Linked DNA regions of Homo sapiens: region 1 is linked to region 2. A link is a loop called in an ENCODE intact Hi-C map of the cell type or tissue named here. Cell type or tissue: ascending aorta. All regions are shown on one strand. Each heading gives the region's core, and the rest is flanking DNA. Links, peaks and the distances in the headings are about the cores only.

Region 1 (8,000 bases), core at 1-8,000, 180 kb before region 2:
AAAGAAAACATTATTTAATTGATATGCTGTTTTGTGAGAGAACAGGCAAGACAGAACTTTGTCACTTCAGTGCAGTACATTTTTCTGAAAGCTACCCATAAAATCACTTTCATCTCACCTACCTGATGCAAAGCAGGTGAAACCTTAGGAGATGATCCAGTCACTGACTTGATTGAGGGATAAGTGTGATTTAGAAATGGAATGGCCTTGGATGTCTATCAGTGAAGAAAAATGTTCTGTTAGAAGATCTCTCTAAGAGTTTTTTTCCTTCTGAGCTTCCTTTTCAAAATAAAAGTGACAATTGTAGCATTGACTTGAAGTGAGACATGGTTATAGATAAGAGAGTACAAAATGACTCTTTTTCCTGTCAATTGAAATTTAAAGAAAAGTTTTAATTATATAAATAGCAAAGGGCTATTGCCAATACTAGGGTCAAAAATGAATTTGAGGGAACAGTGGGTAAGAAACTTTATGCCTGAATAACATTTAGCAGTATTGTGATTGAAAAATTGCCATATTTTGATGTATAGGACAAGTCAACTGAGATCCAGAGAATCCTGGATGTGAATGCTAAACACTGGCCCTTAACTCACATTCAATGTATTTTCTTCCCATAACATTTAGTATAGTTAATATTTTCTTAGAATTTGAGCCCATTTAAGTGGATTAATATTCTACATGTGTGCCCCTAAAGACACATTTACTCAATATTGGAGAAGTAGATAATGAATTAAGCAACTGGTCTAGGAAAGGAAAATTTGTTTCAAATATGCAGGAATGTTTGGATTTGGGGAGAGTAGAAGGAGAGATTTGCTTGATTTGTTAACTTCTACCTCCAACCCACAAAAAAGATATTTGATCTGAGTTTCTATCACTAATTTGGATAGAAAATTTCTAAGGGACATGGTAATCCAGCATTCTCAAGGACCTTTCGCCAAAATGTGTTTTCCATCTATGTCCCGATTCCCCTAAATTTTGCCTAAAATTCAGTATGTTCCTTAAGTTTTTAAAATTCTGAGTGTGTACAAATATCTTGACATAATGCAGTTTTATTTTTATCATTCTGGTAAAAAAACAAAAAATAGAAGCAAAACACATTGTATTGCCATTATTTTGTATTTGGTAAAGGTTAATCTAGGAAGTTACCAACTGTTTAATGCTATATGTATTGTATACTTGTATTTTCAGGATATTTTATTTTTTTTGCCATACAGATAAAATTTGTAAGGTTGCCCCTTTGTGGCACTGGTGTGTAAAATACACAGACTATCACTAAAATAATAGTTATATATACATACAGGTGTATACTTATGCATGCATACATAAATCCTTAGTATAGAAAAATTGCATAAAGAATAGCAATCTTTAATAAACCTTTTTATTACATTGTGATTTAGCAGTTATGCTAAAATATGTACTTATGCTTTAGTAGTTTGTTTGGTCCCCTCTAGTATGTGTCACTGAGAAATTTTTTAAAGACATGGTAGATCGTGTTTAGAGGCTTTGTATGTGTGTCATTTTAATAAGCAAGAAGATATATTTAGATTAGAAATGGTTTGGTCTGCCTTTGAATATTGTTTATTTTACTTTACTAGTTGAGACATTAAAGGAAGCTGGGCAATGCCTATTTTATTTCTTTGTTGGATATTTTAGTTCATACAAAGCAGAGTACTTCTTTAGGGCTGGTTAATTGGTTCAAATAATTTTTAATTTCCTTTCTAGTATCTTCTCAAGTTGGAAAAATATACATACAGTCCTCCTTCACCTTACTCTGTATTTATATTACCCATAACTAGCAAGAAGTTCTTGTTCTAGATTTTTTGTTTGTTTAGTTATAACAGAGTAACATACCATTTAATTACAATTTTTAGCCAGAAAAGTCCCCACTATTTTACTAACTTGTTAAAAGATATCTATATAATTGCCTGGCCTTATATTTTTCAGTAGATTAGACCGTGCCAATCACAATCCTGGGTGGATTTGTGTAAGTCACTTAACCTCTGTGTGCCTAAACAAGTTGTGCTTTTTTAAAAGGAGTTATGTTTGGGCAAAGCCTTTGTCTTCAAGCAGAATGTCACAGAAGGCAGCTACTTTATAAGCCCCAATGGGCCATGGAGACCACTGTCAGAAATGGGATATTAGTCTAGAGAGAAGGTGATCTATTCCCACATGTCATTTCTAATGTTGAGTTTCCATGACTGAACAAAGAGAATATATTTATTCAGCTTCACTTGCAGATCACTAGTGAATGTGAGATTTAGAGCTCATTGAGTATATTGCTTCAAGGTACAAACCCAGGATGATGATGTTGTCACCACTGTCTCTTAATTTTGAATAATAGTTTCCTTTAATAGGAGTATTAGAGATAAGAAAGTATATGAAAATATACTGGAAATATTGGATTCTTGGAGAAAACTGTTCAGTCACAGATATATTCTTGCCTAGCAGTGAAGTGCCTTTATTTTCAGCATAGCAAATAAATATTAGACCTGTTCCAATTTGATCTACAATTTTTTTCTGTGTTTTTCACCAGATTGTACTCCTAAAACTTAACAGGCCATCACAAGCAATTGTCTTTTGTTTACAAGATTGATTTAATATGAGAGGATACAAAATGTCATCGTTATCCTCTCTTATGAACAACTGTAGTCAAAATAAGGTGGCACAATTTAATTGTTTTGTATCAGAAATACACTGACCCACCTTTTATTGAGTCCTGCCACATGTTAGGTACCGTGCTCTGCTGTGGAGACAGAGCAGTGACCCCAAGGAGCTCACGGTCCCTGAAGGAGGTGCTAGAGAAGAGACTTAGCTTCTGATACTGCCAATTTAATGTGAGAACATGGGGTATACTGCATCATTTCCATTTTCATCAATAACATATGTTTTATGCACCTTCTTTACCTGAAACTTACTAAGAATCTACCAGTAAACAAACATCCTGTCTTTTTGCAAGTATGAATCACTTAACCTGCTGATAGTTGAAGAACACTTTAGGAGTTTTGTATTCTTGTATATAGTTTATTTTTTCCATGTGCTAGCCAGGTAAAGATTACACAGTTCTTCTGGACTGTTAAATTGTGCATGGTTTTGGACCCCTTCTGCTCTACTACAGAGAGTGAAGAAGAAAGTATTAAAGCTCACTTTACCATTCCATATACTTACTAAAAGCCTGTGTAAACATGTCTTAATGAATGTTGTTGAAAGCAATGTAAATAGTTGAAAATATAAATTTATATTACAGTTTAAGAAAACCTTATGAGGCATCACTAGCCACTGTTAATATCTATTTGTATTCTTATACCTTTTCAATATATTTGAACAAATATAGTTTCTGGCACTATTTTTATACTAGGAAAAGGAGTTACTATGTATATTATGCTTAGCTTTTAAGGCATTTTAAATAACCATGAATGTTGATTTCATTACTTTCCTTTCCTCCATCACGAGAGTCATTTCAGATGACTCTTTCATGACAAAATCACTTTAAAGGAACACTTACCTCCGATTCCTGTATAAAGTCATGAGATGGTCAAGGTGGTTTTCCATTGTGCAAATTCTTCACCTGTCAGTGGTTTCCTCATTTTGCCATGCTTTGTAAAAATAAAAAGAATGATCAAGTAGGTATGAATACTGTGTGATTATTAGGGGACTCTGAATTTTAAGGGAGGGGAATTAATAGGGGAGTTTGGATTTTAGGCAGAGAGAATGGGCCCAATACTTTGAGAGACTTTAATCAAGCTAACCTGTGATCCTATTAGCCGAAGAAAAGTAATCCTTTCCTTAGCCTAGACTCTTCTCAATAATAGTCTTCCTTTTATTAATACTCTTTGTTGCCAATTTGGGGGCAATGTTTTCCATCTCCTTCTCACTTCAAGTCAATAATGACTCTTTGGAGGGTGATTATTACCAGCCTGATGCTCCATGAGGAGCTGAGGCTTGGAGCTGAATACTTGGCCAAATGGCATGAGCTGGATTTGAGCCCAGATCTGTCTAGTTGCAAAGCAAGGGGTCTATTCCTTAGTTCTCTTTTTGAATTTAAATTTATAAAGGTCTCAAATCCACTCTTACAAGCCAAATGGGCTATCTGGAAGCATTAGAGACAGGAATTCCCTCACCCAGCAGGTTTGGTTTGTCTGAGTTTTTACAGTTAACATTTCTTAATTTAGTTCATCTGGTAATAGCTAAGAAAATGCCTTCACAGACTCCCACACCACTGTATCTCAGTGCTTCTAGTCTAGAGGTGTGAAATTATGAGTAAATGCAGAATTTCTGATTTCATTATTTTGCCATTAGACAAGCCTTCTTCATGTGGGGCAGAATATCTAGGTTATGTCTAATTCATAAAGCTAAAGGAAGAAGTAAAGTATAAGCTCATGTAGAACAATATTTTAGATTCTCTGACCACTAGAGAGTGCCAGAGTTTTAGTTATATTTAAAGAAGTAATCTTCCTTCCTGACCATAAAGAACTAATAAAACTGTGTGTTTTTTTTTAAGATTTTTAGTGGCTAAATAAAAATAAATGGAAAAAAATCAATAGAGAAAATAAAAGGTAGGGGGGAAAATTGTTTAAGACTTGCTTATTACCTTTTGTACAGTGATCACGTCCTCAAGATTTTCTCCAAACAAACAAAAGTTATCATTTGAAGTCTCTGATACTCAATATTCCATTTGGGTAGACATCTACCCTTCCTATGGAAAAGGGACACATTTGACAACTCTTGAACCTGCTTTGTTGCTCTTAGTTCTGTAGCATTCTTAGCAAACAGGGATTCTTACATTTGATATATGGAAATGTCAGCCTATGATTTTCTATTCTTAAGGCACATAACATTAAATTAGAAGAAATACTTAAAACTTGAAGAAAATATTCTTCACAGTTTTAAGCTGTATTCAGATTATAGCTCAGAAAAACATGTTTCCAGTTCACAAACCATTTGTTCAAAATAAAACCCACAAGTTACAAATAGAATAAAAATCATGATTATTTTAATCAAAAGAAATCTGACTGACTAGCATATGTGATTTCTCTTCCTGGCTTTCCTCATTTTAAGTATGTGTGTTTGTGTGCATGTGCACACACCTGTGCAAAGGTGTGTTTATGGTGGACAAAGGGATTTTAGGCAGTAGCCACAGGAACTGAGTTGGTTCTTTCAGTTATCTAACGGCAATCCCAATTTTAGGATTCCTCTTCCTAAACTGGAATCTCAGGGACAAGCTTGCATAGCTAAAGAAAAAAACACTGAACATGAACTATAATAACAGGGTTTGGGTTTTTTTGTTTTGTTTTGAGACAGGGTCTCACTCTGTTGCCCAGGCAGGGGTACAGTGATGCTTTCTCAGCTCACTGCAACCTATGTCTCCTGGGCTCAAGTGATCTTCCCACCTTAGTCTCCCAAGTAGCTGGGATCACAGGCCCATGCCACCACACCCATTTTTTGTAGAGACAGCATCTCGAACTCCTAGGCTCAAGCCATCCACCCACCTCGGCCTCCCAAAGTGCTGAAATTACAGGCATTGGCCACCATGCCAACCTTCATAATAGTTTCTAACTTTAATATACCTGATACTAACTACCTGCAAAGCTATTTTTCACATTTCCACTTCATATCATTTTTGTCTTACCCAATAGGAGTGTTTTAAGGCTTTATATGACACCAATCAGCATGTAACTGTAAGAAGCAAACTTCCCCCTTTACCACCCAGCTCTGAAAGTCAGGAATTCTCTGGTCTCACTGATCTGCCATGAAACGTGGTCATCAACTCTACCTCAGCTACAACTGCTCTCTATCTGTCTCTCTTTCTCTCTCTCTCTCCAGAAAAGCCTACAGAAATAGCTACTAAAGTTGCTCTACTGAGCCTATGAGAATAAGTAAGTTGGCTGGGTATGGTGGCTCACGCCTTTAGTCCAAACTACTCCGGAGGCTGAGGCAGAAGGGTTGCTTGAGCCCAGGGGTTGAAGGTTACAGTGAGCTAAGATCAAGCCACTGCAGTCTAGCCTAGGTGATAGAGTGGGACGTTTATCGCTAAAAAATAAAATAATTTTAAATAAAGGACAAATAAGTAGATCCAGCGATCCCACTACTGGGTATTTATCCAAAAGAAATAAAATAATGTCAGAGAGATACCTGCATTCCCATGTTTATTGCAGCTATTAACAATAGCCAAGATACGGAATCACCCTAATTGTCCATCAAAGGATGAATGAATAAGGAAAATGTGGTATATATACACAATGGAATACTATTCAGCCATTCAGAAGAATGAAATCCTGTCATTTGTGGCAACATAAATGAACCTGAAGACATTATGTTAAGTGAAATAAGCCAGGCACAAAAAGACAAATACCACGTAATCTCATTAATTTGTGGAATTTTTAAAAACCGATCTCATAGAAGTACACTGTAGATGGTTACCAAAGGCTGGGGTTGGGGGGTCGGGAAGGGGAAGAGATTGGTCAACAGATACAAAATTACAGATACATGGGAGGAATAAGTTCTGGTGTTCTAGTGCACAGTAAGGTGACTATAGTTAACAATATTGTACTTTATATTTCCAAATAACTAGAAGAGAGGATTTTGAATGTTCTCACTGCAAAGAAATGATAAATGTTTGAGATGATGGATTAGACAATTACCCTGATTTGATCATTATGCTATATATATATATATATAATATATATATGGAAATATCACACTGTATCCCATAAATGTGTGCAATTGCTAGGTGTCAATTGCTAGGTGTCAATTAAAAATAAAACCTATAGAAAAGAATCAGTAAATCAGTAACACTCCTTGGAAGATGAGGAGAGGACTGTAACTTTGTTTTCTGGAGCCTCTGCTGCTCTTTTTCTACTCTGGCTCCATCCTCGAGAAACATTCAGTTCTCCCCGGCCCCACCTGAATTACACAGCCTTCCTGAACTACCAGCATCTCTCTGCATTCTTTCTTGTACTTTGAAGGGACTCAACAAATACCTATGGAGTAAAAGAATAGATTCCCATTGTTTCTTACCTGACATAAAATTGAGTTTTTTATAATGAAGAAGGTAATTTTAGTGAAGGGCAATAGAAAAATCAATATAGCATTTTTAAAAGAATCCTCAGTTGAACAAGAGCTGAAATGTAATATGAAAAAACTGACTGAATAATAAAAAAGTTTTTAGAAAAATATATTTCTGTTTCTACTGTGAAAAACATGTTAGTTGCCAGGCTTTCATTAATAAATTGACAACCAGTGTGAAGTTACTCCCAGTGGGAGCTTTTATTGCTAGACACCAACGAAAATTCATAAAGGCGGAAGGCTAAAAATCTATGGAAACAAACAACTTCAAGCCAAGAGGCAGGATTAAAAAAAATAATAATAAGCAAACATGTCAACAGAAGACATGCATTCATTCACAAATAGTTGGTTCTCTACTAAGTGTCAAGCTAGGGTACACTAAATAGGCATGGGCTCACAGAGCTTGCAGTTCAGTGGAGGAAACACACGAGGGCAAACAAGCCATTAGATCTATGCACTGAGGGTAAAGAGTGGAGGGTATTTAATTCAAACTTGAAGCTCACAGCTTCCTTAAGGATGTGACCTCTGGTTTAGTCAAGTGAAAAGGGAAAAGAGCGTTCCAGGCAGAAGAATTAGAATATCTAAAGATCTAAAAGTAGCAGACTAGAGAACTTGAAACATCTACTACTACTTATTTAAATACTTACAAAATTATTATACTTATGAATGATGAGTATTAAAAGTATATTTATAAAGTATAAATATTTCATACTTATGTTTTATAAAATAAAGCAAATATCCTTTGACATAGCTCTTAAGAAAGTAAGGGAAATTCCCAGAGGCCAAAACAAAGACAATTAAATATCCAAGTAGAAAGCATGTAAGCGATGCTATAACAGACCTGGGACAATTTGCAGACCTCTATCATAAAGGGTTTAATGCCCACCCCAGCTGGTGTCAACCTAAAATAAACAGCAGAGAGACTGGCTTCCAGATCA
Region 2 (9,405 bases), core at 1,406-9,405:
GTGTTTTAAAATGGCTGTATCCCATATCTGTATAAATCTTGCTATCAAGTACAAGAAAAAATTGTATAAACTCATACTCATATAATATATATGAATATATAATATAAAAATAGTATAAACTCATATAGTATAAAACTATAATACTACTTTTTCTTAACTTAGATGTAAACCTTAAAGATAAATTCTTCTGTTTGTTAACACCTTTCAGACTTATGTATATGAAGGAGTAGAAGCCAAAAGGATCTTTAAAAAGGATTGAGCATTATTCTTGGCGCACAGTCCAAAATACAAATTGGACAGAAGATCTATATTGTACCAGAACTATTTATTTCACCCCATCAAGTATAAGGTTACTGATTGATTGGTCCTTTTATAAACATTGGTATATTTCCATTCATGCCAAAGCAAAAGAAGTAAAAGCTAATTAGGATTTAATTTGTTTTATATTCTCTAAGATATATATTTACTAAAAGAATTTGTGACATTTTAAAAAACAAAAATAAATATTGCGTCCATGTTGCTTTATATGTAGCCTTGCCTTTTAAAAGAAAAAGTATGTGAATATGAATTGACAGACTGTTTTCGTAGAGAGAGGGTCTTACTCTTTCACTCAGGCTGGAATGTAGTGGAGAGATCATAGCTCACTGTAACCTCAAACTCCTGGACTCATGCAATCTTCCTGCCTCAGGCTTCTGAGTAGCTAGGACTATGGGTACATTCCACAGTGCCCAGCTAATTTTTGTTTTGTTTTCTTTTTATTTTTTTTAGAGATGGGGTCTTGCTATATTGCCCAGGCTGGTCTTGAACCCCTGGCCTCAAGCAATCCTCCTGCCTCAGCCTCTCAAGTTGTTTTTTTTCTTTACATTTGATAAACTAAAAGCATAGGCTGCATATGAGTCTTTAACATCTTGAACTGGTTGTGAATAATTTTCTGGCACTGGTTGTAAGTAATATCTATTATTATAAAAATAATATATGCTCAACCAGAAAACTTAGAAATAAGAAACACAAATGTAAAATAAGTATTTCCATAACTCATAATCCAGAGATAATTGCCATTCTGATTTTGATAGATATCCTCTCAGCTCTCTTCCCTGGGGGCAGATATTTCCCAATACATACCACTTTGAATAGGATGATAGGAAATAAATGATGTACTACATTAAATTAAATTATTGTATTACATTTTTGTACACATCAGTCATTCCCACGCTTGGCTGAAAATCAGGATCATCTGAGAAACTTAAACAATTTCTGCATTCTTAATCTCCACTGTTATTCTATTATATCAGAATCGCTAATAGAACCAAGAATTCTAGAAAATTTCCTGGTGATTCTGATGCAGCCTGTCCACTAACTTGTCTTTGAGAACAATGGAGATATCAGTTATCAATGTTATTTTTAACCACCCCCTTCTTTTTTGTTGTTGTGGGTTTTTTCACATAAACACATACATTGCCAATTTTCCAGGGCTCAAAAAGTTTCCTTTTATTCATATTTTCACATGACGTAAAATTTTATGTGCTTCACATAATTGTATTTTAGCAGGGTACATATTAGGGGATGGAGAGGGGGTACAATTTTTAAGCATTTGCAGCTGCAACTCTATAGACTTTTGACAAATTCTTTTTCACACTGATGTAGATAACAGCTTAACATTTACATAGTTCTTACTACTTGCCACACACTGTTCTAAGTGGTATATACATATGACATATATATTAAAATGTAGGAAGAAAAATGTTTGAGTACCTGATGAAAATGAATAGAGAGTATGTAATCTTTGAAAGCTGAATACTGCGTGTTCTCACTTATAAGTGGGAGCTAAATAATGTATACACATGGACACACCAGAGTGTAGAATAATAGACACTGGAGACTTGGAAGAGTTGGAGGGTTGGCAGGGGGCGATGATAATTTACTTAATGGGTACAATGTACATTATTCAGGGGGTGATGGTTACAGCCCAGACTTTACCACTATGCAATATATCAATGTAACAAAACTATACTTGTACTCCTTAAATTTATATAAAAATACCTTAAATCTATGTTCATTTTATAATTTCATAAAAATCTTCACATAGGAAATAGTAATTATTTAGATTTTCACATGCTTCTCTTCATAAAAGCTCAATGTATTTTTATCCCTCTAATCTTATGTGTCTACCATATATGAATCAGGAAAAGGCAGGTATTAATCTCAATACAAAAACTGAGAGAGACAAAGGCACAAAGAAGTTTATTAGCTTGTCTAATATTGTACAAAGTCCATGATGAACAGAAGAATTAAATGTAGGTCTTGACTTTCAGCCTAGATCATTATGATCTATGCTATTACTCAGCCTGTTATAAACAAAAATATATTAAGAAAAAAAATGTCCTTAATTCCTCAGTGGCACCCAAGAATAGCACTCTAAATGAGTCAGGTCAGACTGTAAAATAATGGTGTTGAGTGATTAGACACTTATCTATTTCTAGTCTCATTGCAGGCTGACTTTTTTCACCATTTATATCCTTTCTAGAATTAAATTTCCACTATTTATTAGTATTGGAGAACAGCCTATTATTTGTTAAGTGACTTCCATTTCAACAACCGTTTTTCGGGAAAACCAACCTTGTCATTACACCACCCTGCTTGGCCAAAAGAGGGTCCCTGACCCAAGAGCAGCCAATCTACCACAATTTGGCCAGATCATGAGCTCTGTGTAGAAGGAAAAATGACAACTAACTGAACCTGCAAGAACCTCTTTCTAGGGAGTTTGAATTTGAGAAGTACACAGTTAGTAGTTGATAGCAAGGAAAAAGGCTTAAAGAGGACAAATAGAGCAGACAATAAGTAGAAGTCATGAGTACCTGAAACTATGAACAAGCAGTAACCATAGGGTAGATAGCAGAATGTCGGGGCAGTCAGAAGCAGTTGGAGTAGTAGAAGCTGAAATATTTACACATGCAATATGGTATCTGGGATTTGCTTCAAATTGCTTTCTCCCCAATCTAGGGTTGGGGAGGAAGATTGATACAAGTTGGCAATTCTTGCAGCTGTTGCAAAGTGCCTGACACATAATAACATATGATAGGTTCACTGAATAGGAACACAGGAATTCATTATATTCATCTCTGTACTTCTGTATGTATTTGAGATTTTCCATAACAAGAAGTTAAAAATATAGTACTTACATACACATATAACTCCAGAATCCAACCACTTCCCATCACTTCCACTGCTATCACCTTAGTATGAGCCACCATTATCTTTTTCCTGGATTACTGTTACAACTCTCTAAAAAGCCCAAGAACTTCTACCTTCCCTACTCCACCCCTTTAGTCTCTTTTTCTACACAGCAGCCAGAAGGATCCTTTAAAAATCTAAATCTGATCACATCGCTTATCTGCTCAAACTGCTGCAATGGCTTCCATTTTCACTCAGAGGAAAAAGCCAATGTTCTTACAATGACCTGTAAGACCCTATATGATCAGATGCCCTGTTACCTCTCCAACACGTGGTCCTGTTTTTCATGAAATATCTGGGGGAAGAGTGTTTCAAGCAGAGGAAACACCCTGGAGCAAAGACACCAAGGCAGTAGCAAACCTGGTAAATTTGAAGAACATAGCCTGGAAAGAGTCCCCAAATCACCCAGAGCTGACCAAAAACAAGACCAATGTTCAGGAAACACAGGCTGACTCAGCTTTCCTAAAATTTAGGAATGATGTGGTGAAAAAGAATGGGTTTTAGAATCACAGACTTGCCCAAATTCTTGTCTGCCCATTTACTGACTAAAATTCAAGTTCTGATTCTCTATTTTTCTCATTTGAAAAATGGGGAAAATGTAATGATTTTCTGAGCTTGTTGCAATTGAGGTATTATGTATAAAACATCGAGTGTAATGCCTGGCATATACCTGGTACTCAAATGTAACATAAACATGTACCCTTCTCCTCTAGAGAAAATGGGGCAAAGTATATCCTGAGTAGATGGGAAAACTCTTTTCTTAAAATACCTCTCATGGAGTCTGCGTGAGAGAGTGAGCCTTGGCCTGGTAGATGAGAATACTTAGTTCCAGTCCAGTCTGTGACATAACTAGCTGGGGACTTTGGGAGAGTCTCTTCATCTCTTTGGAATGTAGTTTAATCATCTTTAAAATGAGAGGATTGAACTAGATCTCCAAATTTTCTTTCAGTGCTAAGATTCTATGATGTCTGAATGACATTTAGTGATTCCTTCCTTTCTTAAGCAGCCTTTTTGGTGTGGGTCACAGGGGACAGGACATTAGAACAATGGAAGGTAGGATGGGAAGAGGGAAATATTTACATTATAAAGTATGGCTGGTTTCATGGGTGTATGGCTTGTGTGGGCTCAGAGGGCCCTGTGCTTGGTTTAATGCTCTTTTCTTACTGTCCTAAAATTCTCAATACTTTTTGAACAACTTCTGCATTTTCATTTTACACAGGGCCCTGAAAATTATGTGGCTTGTCCTATTTCTATGGATTGACTATTAATAAGTACAAAAGATATTTTCCTATGAGCAACTAGAGAGAATGGTAGCAAGACATCTCTAGGCACCTAAAGAAGGGTGAATGGATGGATGGAAAAGATAGTTGCCTGGGATAAAATGGAAGTGAGATAAGGTTATGTGGTGATGGGGAAGGGAAAAAGGAGGTAGATGGTCACTTCATCATTAAGAAGTGCTTCTTTACCTTTTGCTACTTGCTTTCTCTAAACTATAGTATAAGAATGCCATCTGCTGGCCAAGGATACAGACTCTTTCGGAGGTTTCCAATGCAGTGTCTTTGCCGCATTTCAGTGTCTAGGGAGTGTTCCAGAAAGGTCTGATATACCGTAGTCTACACTTTAAAATGTTAATTATTAAATGCTTCTTCAGTTCCAAACTCCACACTAAACAAAGCTAATACAAAGACTCCTCTTGAACCGATCCACTAAAACTGCTTTCATTTATTGAACAAAAAATAATTTTAAAAAAGCACTATGTGCCAGACAGCAAGTATTTAATGATGAACACTATTGGTAGAGATATTTAGGTGATTAAGAATTTCCTCAAATGGATACAAACTCTCAGGCTCATCTTGGGTCTGAATCGAAATACCAAGAATAGCATCATCATCTTCAGCATTGGATGGTCATCTAGAGTAGGGTTATACTCTCACTCAGTGGGTGCTAATATGCAGGGTGGTGTATATTGCCTTCAGGCCCGATGACCAACCTTCAAGCTATTGTCTGGAACAGATTTTACTGGAGAATTGACTGGAAAAGAAGAGTATGCAAGACAGTGGCAGAAGATGAAAGTTTGAAGCAAATGGTGGAAATCAATAGTCATGGATAAAGCATAGTGTTCCAGAGGGCTTCTCTCATCCATATATATCCTCATTGAAGATTCCATTAGAATGATGGATTGCGAGAAGTCCTCCCTGCCATGTAATCAAGATTTCCAGGAATGAAAGAGGGAGCTTAAACAATTAGTAGTTAGGACTGCTGTGAAATGAAGGAGTAGTAGAACTCTGAAGGAGGACAGGCAAGGAAGTGCTCCCTAAATGTCAGCCCAGTTTCAAAGCCACATCTCTCAGATTACAGGTAGTGTAACTGTTCTTATCAAATGATTCTGGCACACTCACTATATTCACTGGAGAAAACACCTGAAAGTCAAAGAACAGTACTCTTCCTAAACTTGAAAACAAAATGTCTTTTAGGTAAAGGAGTATATGCTCAATGCCTTCACTGGGTTTTAATTTAGAAACTTTTAAACAAGATTTTTTTTAAAAAAAGGATACTGAAGGGCATCATTGTGACACAGAACTTCCTCTCTTTAACATATACTTGGAACAGAGAAACCTCAGTAAAGATGGAGGTTATTTCACAATCCCAGTCCAGACTGAGTGTTTGTCCTGCATGTTCCCATGGCACAAAGTGTTCAACTCCAGCAATACCATTACTCTATATTCAATCTGCTTGCCTGCCTCCTCTAGTTTGTGAGCTATATGAGGGCAAGGATAGGGTCTTATATCTATACCCCACACTGTATCCCTCTAACACATAGCAAATATTAATGATTGTAATTTGGGGCATGCTGGGCAGCCCCAGCCTCAGAAAGCCAGCTTTCCCCATTCTTTCTTAAACCCAGAAGATCTACTGAGGGAATAAGTCCTTGTTGTTCTTTACAAACAGATAAACTTATTCTGAACCAGATCACCCTAGCCATATCTGATTAGGTCAAAAATGGCCACCTGACCCAAGGGCAGTCAATTTCTATACTTGAGAGCAGCCAATGATAGGAGAACTCTGTCCAAGACCAATAATTCTCATTAATTAAAACCAGGTAGGGTCTCTGTTGAGAATTTGACTTCAATACACAGAGAAAGTCATTAGCTAGTAATGATGGGCAAAAGTTAAGATACAGATGGAAAAGCAAACAACAGATGCCATGAGGTAAAAGCAGTCATGATGAGTTCTAGTAAACAAAAACCGGATAGAAGAAAAGAGGGGTGAGATAACATTTTTAGATGTGGAAGTAATGAATTCTTGCTTCTGGTGGATAAAAAGATAACTTGTTCAGTATAGGCTCCTCGTATTCTGAGTAGCCAAGAATACATATTCCTTTAACCAAATATGAACCAAGCACCTACCATGTGCTAAATATGACATGAGTTTTAGTGGTGAACAAGACAAATCTATTTTGTTCCCATGGAACTTTGAATCTGCTTAGCTTAGAATCTAGACATAGAAGACATATTGAATAAGTAAAAATTATTGCGATAAGTATTATAAAGGAGTAACGGTAGGCTTTCATAGAAATATATGCAATCTTGAATTATACTTTCCATTGAACTATTTTTCATAAGATGCTTAATTGTACAGACTTTCTTGAATTATTAAAGGGCCTAACTCACACATCAGACTCCTGTCATCCTTATTTTCATACAAATTGGCTCCTACACACAAGGGGGATATCATAAAATCTAAATAAATGCTTTATTTATAAAACATAGCACTAACTCAGATACAGTTAAATGCAACTCCTTCTACCACTACAAGTTAACATTTATTAATACATGGTGTTTCCAATGTGCCAGGTATTTTTCAAAGTGCTTTATAATACCAATTCATGTTCATCATCACAACAAAGTCTATATAATAAGAACAATTATTATTAGTCTCATTTTACACATGAGAAAACTGAGGCAGAGAGAGGTTATATAACTTGCCCAAGGTCAACAGCCATAAGTCGCTGAACCAGGATTTGGACCCAAGCAGTTGTCCTAGAGTCCAAATTCAATTTTACTTGATGTGGTTATGTAGGTAAATTTTCATTCGAAATATCGTCCATCAAAATATATATTAAGCATGTCTTATATGCAGGCACTATGTGCCAGGTGCTGATCTAGGTGTTACAGCTACAACAAAGAACAAGACAGACAAAAATCCCTGTCATCATGGAAGGGATACAGATAATAAACAAGAGAATGAAGTAAAATATATAGTACATTAGATGATATAAGCGCTATTGAGAAAAATAAAACCAGAAAGAGGGATGTGGAGTGTCAGAGGTGAGATCATGGGTGCAGTTTTAAATAGGGAGTAAGATAGCACTGAATAGGTAACATTTGAGCAACACTTGAAGGGAGTGAGAGAATGAGCCATTCTAAGTATGTTTTAGTCAGAGGCCTGGATTTGGATCCTTGAGCCAGTGACAGTCTTAAAGAGCCTTGGAATTACACTGAGTGTTTCTGGGCTCTGTAATATAGTGAGCCTAGGGCTGGATACAGTAGCTCACACCTGCAATCCCAGCTACTCAGGAGGTTGAGGCAGGAGGATCCCTTGAGCCCAGGAGGTCAAGGCTGCAGTGAGCCATGATCACGCCACTGCACTCCAGGCTGGAAGAGACTGTGTCTCAAAAAAATAAATAAAGAGCCTAATTAGCATAGCCTATGGGGGCTCAAAGTTGCTAGCTAAGGAAGAACAGAGTAATGTAACAAAATAAGCATTATGAAACAAACAATAGACTCCTTCTATGTTTTGAATTGGAATTTCTGAAGGATTATTTTGTGAGGTAACAATACTGAAAACCTTATGAACTCTATTCTTCCCAGTTTCTAGCTGTTATAAAAACAACACATGATTGATATATTTAGTCGGCCTGGGTTACAAATTGATGAAGTCATTCTCACACCAGGGAGAGTAGCCCTGTCTTCCTGTGGGGGTCATTTTACTCATTCCCTTAGGTTCCTAGGGAGTACCCTTAATCCCCAGGCAAGAGTCACTCTATGAAAATAAAGTTGTTTATGAAATTTAGTGTGCCTGGGAATGATGAAGAAACAGAGAGAAACACCACAGCTGCACTATGCCTACATTCTATAACTCTGACCACTAACAAACCATGAGCCTGTATCCCTCTTAAGTTGATTTAGGTTAGCTTTTTGGTGTCATCTTTTACCTCCTATGCCTCATGCTTTTCAAAATCAAGTAACATTTCCCCAACTTTGAGGTACCTGTTGCAATACTCCAAAAGCTTAAATGAACAGAACTGCACCTTTATGTGGCCCATTTGCCAACATAGAAAATAGGGGGAAAATAAACTTTTTCTTTTGAACTCTGAGAATACTCTAAATTTGTCATTTATTTTTTAAGCAGGGAACATCTTTTCAAAAGAAATCCTCATGGAAGCCTAACAATGCCTACACTGTCAACTCTACTTTCTGCACCTAGAAGAGGGTACACTAGCTCATTCTTAATGCAATACTACTTGAGGTTTTCCACTTTAATATTCCTTTCAGGGAGTAAAGAATGGCACAACCTGAAGTTGTCACAAGAAGCGATTATCTGAAGCACCTGGACTTGTTCAATCAGATCTGAGAACAAAGTACTGGACTAGATGGTGTCCTCAAAGTCTTACCATAGGTCCTGGAATATTGGGGTTTAGCTGGCAGCAGAACCTCCTCCTTTCACATCTATCGCTACCTTTTGGCTATCAGCTGGAACATGGGGGCCAAAAGGGCTTAGGTGTCCTCTACCTCACAGACCCAGTGTCTTCTAAGCTTTTCTACTTTAATTTTCTCAGCACTTGAAAAATTCACCTTTTAAGACCTTAAAGAGCCCCACTTAAGACATAAAGGCAAGGGCCAGGTGTGGTGGCTCACACCTGAAATCCCAGTGCTTTGGGAGGCCAGGTGAAAGGATCACATGAGGCCAAGAGTTTGAGACCAGCCTGGGCAACAGTGAGACTCTGTCTCTCCCTCTCTCTATACATAAAAATACATAAAGAGAATTATTTACTTAAGAACTGCTACCCTGACTGCTTCCAGAGAGTCCAACTTAATAAACTACAGGAATTATCTGTAATTTATTCTACAGATTTAGTCCCCTAATGAAGACCAATGTGACTTTTTGTTGTGG

The links. Peaks named below come from ENCODE experiments on the same cell type or tissue, not always from the same donor. Only the 100,000 strongest peaks of a DNase experiment are listed, where the experiment ranks them.
Region 1: it touches region 2 in a loop (7-fold over the local background); 38 of 110 quality-filtered maps call a loop at or near these places.

Annotation. Positions count from the first base shown.
Region 1 is chr4:119,490,026-119,498,025 of GRCh38, reverse strand. It overlaps PDE5A (phosphodiesterase 5A), which reads left to right. Exons shown (of 21, transcript NM_001083.4): 21 at 1-3,623. It also overlaps the pseudogene SEPTIN7P14. Among named protein-coding and RNA genes, the nearest start is that of LINC01061, 83 kb to the right of the region's middle. RefSeq lists a silencer at 7,399-7,498. In ascending aorta, for the core only: CTCF peaks have their summits at 4,189, 4,397 (motif pointing right) and 7,463; no DNase peak of the experiment used is centred there; H3K27ac peaks cover 473 bases.
Region 2 is chr4:119,309,895-119,319,299 of GRCh38, reverse strand. FABP2 (fatty acid binding protein 2) reads left to right here. Exons shown (of 4, transcript NM_000134.4): 4 at 209-2,050. The coding sequence ends at 259. Among named protein-coding and RNA genes, the nearest start is that of FABP2, 7.5 kb to the left of the region's middle. In ascending aorta, for the core only: a CTCF peak has its summit at 4,746 (motif pointing left); a DNase peak (open chromatin) is centred at 4,769; H3K27ac peaks cover 3,058 bases.